Linked DNA regions of Mus musculus: region 1 is linked to region 2. A link is a loop called in an ENCODE intact Hi-C map of the cell type or tissue named here. Cell type or tissue: left cerebral cortex. All regions are shown on one strand. Links, peaks and the distances in the headings refer to the core of each region. The heading gives the core; the rest is flanking DNA. Region 1 overlaps Gm30668 (a long non-coding RNA gene). Region 2 has its middle 49 kb from the start of Gm30668.

Region 1 (2,910 bases), core at 233-2,732, 53 kb after region 2:
ATTTTAAAAATTAATTTTATTTTAAAATCATTTATTTGTGTGTGTGTGTGCGTGTGTGTTTGCGCATGCGTGCACATGTGTGCCATGGCTCAAATGTTGGAATCAGACGACAACATTGGTTTTCTCCTTCTACCATGTAGATTCTAGGGTTGGAACTGAGGTCCCCAGTCTTGATGATAAATGTTTTTATCTACAGGGCTAATTTGCTGGCCCAATTTAAGTATTTGTAAGTGTGTGCACATGTCTCTGTGTGCACAGGTGCAGCCACATGCTTGTATATGTGGAGGGAGAACTTTGGATGACTCTCCAGATACCATCTACGAAAAACAGACTTTAAGACAGAGCCTCCCAAAGGCTTGATTAATCTGTGCTGGCTGCCCAGGGAGCCCTACAAATCTGCATGTCTCAGCCCCAACACTGCTGGGATTACCTTGTCTTTTGTTGTTGTTGTTTTTTTAAAGGTAGGTTCTAGGGGCTGAAGTCAGGAACTCAAATTTGCAAGCCTTTTTCTGCCTGAGCCATCACTCCAGCCCCAGGGTCCTGATTAGCAGCCCCATGCAAACAACCAACTCCCCTGCTTGACAGTGAAGCCTTAGGGGTAGAAGACAAGGCTTCCTTCTCTCCTCTGTCTCTTACTGGTCAGGTACTGTGTATTAGACAGTCACCCAGAGCCCCACAGACATCCCCTGGGCCCACTGGAGGCATCTTAGAAGCGTGCCATCAGGCCTGGAGTGGCTTCCTGCTTCCCTCTGAGCACAGCATTGTGCATAAGCATTACTTGTCCTGGATGATCCTCACCTGTGAGGGGGTAGAGTGGACAAACTGACAAGGCACCAACTTTCTAAAGTGATGACATGCAGGGCCACTGCCTTCCAACTCCTAGTCCTTTGCTCTACAGGGTGTCTAGGTGTCCCCTAGGCTCCCACCTGATATCAGAGGGGACACCAGGCTGCATCCCATAGAGAGCAAACAAAGAAAGAAATCTGCCCCTGTGGTGGCCATGGGCTGGGGTAAAGAGCCTTGCCCTCTCTCTTTTTCTTCTTTCTTTCTTTCTTTCTTTCTTTCTTTCTTTCTTTCTTTCTTTCTTTCTTTCTTTCTTTCTTCCTTCCTTCCTTCCTTCCTTCCTTCCTTCCTTCCTTCCTTTCTTTCTTTCTTTCTTTTTTTTTTCCGAGACAGGGTTTCTCTGTGTAGCTCTGGCTGTCCTGGAACCCACTCTGTAGACCAGGCTAGCCTCGAACTCAGAAATCCGCCTGCCTCTGCCTCCCGAGTGCTGGGATTAAAGGTGTGTGCCACCACGGCCAGCAAGCCTTGCCCTTTCAAGGCACACTGGGATGGGCCATGAGCTCTCTGGATAAGATAATATGGAATGAGAAATCCGAATCTTGGTTGAGCCTAGATTCTAGCTCTCCGAGAACAGCCACAGAATCCTAAAGTACCAGAGAACATGGCAACTTTGAGCTCGTTTGCAGTCTAAACTGTTCTCTTAGATCTAAGTGGGGAAGGCCAAGCGGATGACTTACAGGCTGGGGCATGATGGAGCGTAAAGTAAGTGCTCAAACCAGGAACCCGTGAAAGCTTAACAAGGCTCAGAGTGGCAAACTGAGGCTGCGCCTGTTTGATTGATGGGGATGGAAGAACACAGAGTGGAGCATGTTTATAAGGTCTGATCTGAATTGTGAGGCAAACAGTTAATGAATCAATCAGTGATGTCTGTCTTGGCAGGGAGTTGAACCTAAGGCTTCACAGGTGCTAGGCAAACAGTTTACCCCGAGCCTTATTGCTAACCCTAGGACACTCTGGTTATCTGCCCTCAAGGTAAAGAAATCGATCAGAAGGCCAGGGCGGGGCTGAGGCAGTGTAGGAGACTCTGGGAGTTAGAGCATGCGGGCCAGAACTGGGAGGGATGGTGAGGCGGCCACCAGGATCAAGGCAGTGCTGGAGGAGCCTTGACTAGTCTGCTCTGCAGGCAGTGTAGACACCCTGACCATAACCTGCCTTTGCTCTAACCTGGAGCCTCAGTATTGCTTTGTATTTCTTTGGAATCTTACTAACCTACAAAGGCACTGCACTTTACCCAGCAATTATATACTAAAGTTCTGGATCTTACTCATTTTCCCTCCACTCTTAAACCAGATTGATCCTGCTTGAGCCCCAGGGTTCTCATATGCAAAATAAAGATGCTATTCCAACTGGAAGCTCTCAGAGAAAGAGCAGCTCTGCGGGTGGGTAGCAGCTCAGGGAGTGGAGTACAATAGGTGTCTATGATGAGAGCTTTCTCTCCTTTCCTTCCTTCCTTCCTTCCTTCCTTCCTTCCTTCCTTCCTTCCTTCCTTCCTTCCTTCCTTCCTTCTCTCTCTCTCTCTCTCTCTCCCTCTCAATCTCCCTCTCTCTCTCTGCCTCTCTCTCTCTCTCTCTCTCTTTCTTTCTTTCTTTCTTTCTTTCTTTCTTTCTTTCTTTCTTTCTTTCTCTCTCTCTCTCTCTCCCTCTCCCTCCCCCCTCTCTCTTTCTTTCTTTCCATACCTCCATATTTAAAAACACCCTTTTAAGCTGCAGGACTTATTTTACCTAAAATTCATTGTCTAAAATTTTTCATTGTACATGGTTACTGTGTTACATAAAGAAATTTCCATATAAGTTAAGTATATTTTCTCTCTCCTTCCCCTTCTTACCATCCATCACTCCTCTTTGTTTCTTCTGATAGTTTTGCTTCAAATTTCATGTCCTACATACACATGAGAGAAAACATGATAACCATCTTCTGAACCATATGACCATCTCCAGCTGTATCCATTCTTCTGTCAAGGCCGTAAGTTGGTTTTTCTCTGTGCCTGAGAAAACTTCTCTATCCATGTCTGTGTCCGTGGGTATCTAGCTTTGTTCCCTGACTTAGCTGCTGTGAGTTGTTCTGCAG
Region 2 (2,910 bases), core at 281-2,780:
TTCTGGATATTTCAATTCTCTGCAATTTGTTATTGTTACAAATGGTCTGCTGTATTCTTCTCTGCCCATAACTCTAAGTGTGGCTTTGTGATTACTCCCCAAGGCTGTGTTCCTAGTAGTAAAATTCCTTGGTAAGAGGCTCTACGCAATTTAAATAAGGTGTTTCCAAGTTGTCCCCAGGAAGGGTAATTTAGAGTCCCACCACAGGAATAGGAAAGAGGCAGATATTGCCATTCACCCAGAGGCACACTGGGGAGATATCAAGCCAGCCAGGCAGGGTTGGAGTCTCCTTAATTGTGGTTAGCACAGGTTCATGAACTCACAGTTGTATAATCCCATTAAACATGATGTTAAGGCCTTAGGAGGTAGCTCACTATAGTGCTTTTATCCACAGAACCCATAATAATAATAACAATAACAAATGATAATAATAGTAGTCGCTAAAATAGTAAGTATATAATAATAGCCGAGTGTGGTGGTGTAGTTGTATAATCTCAGTGTTGACAAGCAGCCTAGCCTGTACTTGATGAGTTCCAGGCCAGTGAGATGGATGACTCCTAAAGAATGACACAGTTGTCCTTTGGTCTGCACATGCGTGTGAAAGACACACACACACACACACACACACACACACACACAGAGCTAACATTGGGAGGTGACCTAGCAAAGAACTGGGGGATGTCTTTGATCCTTGTTTTCACTGACAGACCCCATTGCTTCTCACTGTGCAATTTCTAAGTCTTAGTATGGTCATTATTTTTCAACTGGTAATAAAACGAATGGCATCAAGCATTTGAGACACACACTCTGACTATAGCCTCAGGTCCATGTTCTGCCTTTGGTAGAATTGTGTAAAGAAAAGAGTGGATATGATCTTATTGCTTGAGGGTATGGCACAGCAGAAGTCTTGTTTGACAGTGCTGGCCTCTATGGACCATCCAAGTCACTGAAGGGCATTCTAGGCCCATTGCTTTTGGGTTATAAAATTTTGCCAATGAGGTTAAAAGTGTAATTTTTTTTTCTGTCTACATAGTGAGTTCCAGGCCAGCCATGACTATATACAAACAAAACAAAACAAAACAGAACAGAACAGAACAAAAACTAACTAACACCTATGTTCAGTCCCCAGCATCCATTTTGGGTGACTGGAATCTACAGCTTCAGGCTATCTATCACACACCCTCTCTGGCATCCACAAGCACCTGCACTTATAGATGTACACTTCTCCTTGTGGACACAGTCAAAAGTAAAGCGAATCTTAAAAAAATCAAAGGAAACAAAAACCAAACCAAAACATAAACCACACACAATAAAACCCTATACTATAACATTCTCAACAGCTGGGATATAATTCAACATTCCTCAAGCTGTGACCTATTCCTGAAGGAAAACCACACACTCAGCTTGTCAGGTTTGTGCTACGAGCCAGCATTTTACCACTGAACCATCTTGCTGGCATAGGCAGTGTTTTTTTGAGCAGTTATTTTTAATGAGGTGATATAAAGCAAGGCATGCTTACCATAAATGAAAATATAACACACCTTGGCCAAAATGTCAAAAATAAGAATGAAGCAAATAGAAATTTTGGATTGAAAGCATATAATATCTAAAATGAAATGCTCATAGGAGAGTTAACAGAGCAAAGAAAAACCGAGGAATGGCTCAGTGACTTGAGGATAAGTCGATGATGCTTTGTACGATATCAGCTGCTATACTCCTCCCACCCCCTCAGCCTATCCTCTCTCTATACCGACCTAAACAGATGCCTGTGCAACCTCAGGGCACAGAAGAGGTAGGATAAAGCTCAACAGAAGCCCGGTGTGGTGGCACATGAAGATAAAGGAAGATGAATTACAAGGTTAAGATCTCAACTTGGATCAAAATTGAGGGTTGAAAACAGTGAGGTGATTCAGTGGGCAAAGGCACTTCTGCCAAGTCTGACAACCTGGATTTGGTCTCTGAAACTTACAGGGTTGAGGTAGAGAAGCAGCTCCTGCAAATTGTCTTCTGACCTCCCCATACACACATACCATGTCCCTCCAGTAAATAAATGAATGTTTAAGAAACTCGGGCCTGGCCGGGCGGTGGTGGTGCATGCCTTTAATCCCAGCACTTGGGAGGCAGAGGCAGGCGGATTTCTGAGTTCGAGGCCAGCCTGGTCTACAAAGTGAGTTCCAGGACAGCCAGGGCTACACAGAGAAACCCTGTCTCGAAAAACCAAAAAAAAAAAAAAAAAAAAAAAAAAAAAAGAAAGAAAGAAACTCTGGCCTGGGGTATGGCTCATTGGTCACATGCTTGTATAGCATGTGGAAGACCCAGAGGCTGATCTTTCAACACCTCCAGTAGACAAAAGCCAGAGAACATCTGTAAGTGCTTGCTTCTGGTGTCCCAGAGCCCAAGCCCTTGGGGAAATTAAAGAGAGATTCTCAAATAGTTTGAGTTTGGAAAGAGTGGGCTTCTCTCTACATGGAGGGCTAAGGGAGGGGGCATTAAGCAGAAGCAACAAAGACAAAACATTCTGGACAAGCGATGTCTGGTCTTTCTTGTTATTATATACTCTTAAGCGACACAGCTCACTCCGCTTACATTCACTGGGCAGAACTTGTCAAATGGTCTTCGGCTTCATTACAAGAGGGCCAGGCAGCACTACCCCAGCACGAGTCTAGAGAAGCAGATAGTGATGATAACTGCAGTGAGCACCGTTCCAAGGCTTCCTTCGCTGGAATTGCTGACCATGCCTCTTTTATTGACTTAACTGATTCATATTTTGAAATACCAGCTCCCACTGTGGCCAGAGATAAGAATTGGGGAGGTAATTAAAGTTAGATGGGTTCTTGGGAGTGGGGTCCCCAAGATGGGATCAGTGTCTTTGTAAGTAGAGATATTTGAGAGCTTGCCATCTCTGCTGTG

What was found. Hi-C counts contacts between places; a loop is a spot of excess contacts. Peaks named below come from ENCODE experiments on the same cell type or tissue, not always from the same donor. Only the 100,000 strongest peaks of a DNase experiment are listed, where the experiment ranks them.
Region 1: a loop joins it to region 2, with 2.4 times the contacts of the local background. A loop is called at or near these places in 5 of 42 quality-filtered maps.

Annotation. Positions count from the first base shown.
Region 1 is chr16:10,001,027-10,003,936 of GRCm38, reverse strand. All of the region lies in intron 2 of Gm30668 (a long non-coding RNA gene), which reads left to right. Among named protein-coding and RNA genes, the nearest start is that of Gm30668, 3.5 kb to the left of the region's middle. In left cerebral cortex, for the core only: no CTCF peak of the experiment used is centred there; no DNase peak of the experiment used is centred there.
Region 2 is chr16:10,053,900-10,056,809 of GRCm38, reverse strand. No RefSeq gene overlaps it. Among named protein-coding and RNA genes, the nearest start is that of Gm30668, 49 kb to the right of the region's middle. In left cerebral cortex, for the core only: no CTCF peak of the experiment used is centred there; a DNase peak (open chromatin) is centred at 1,403.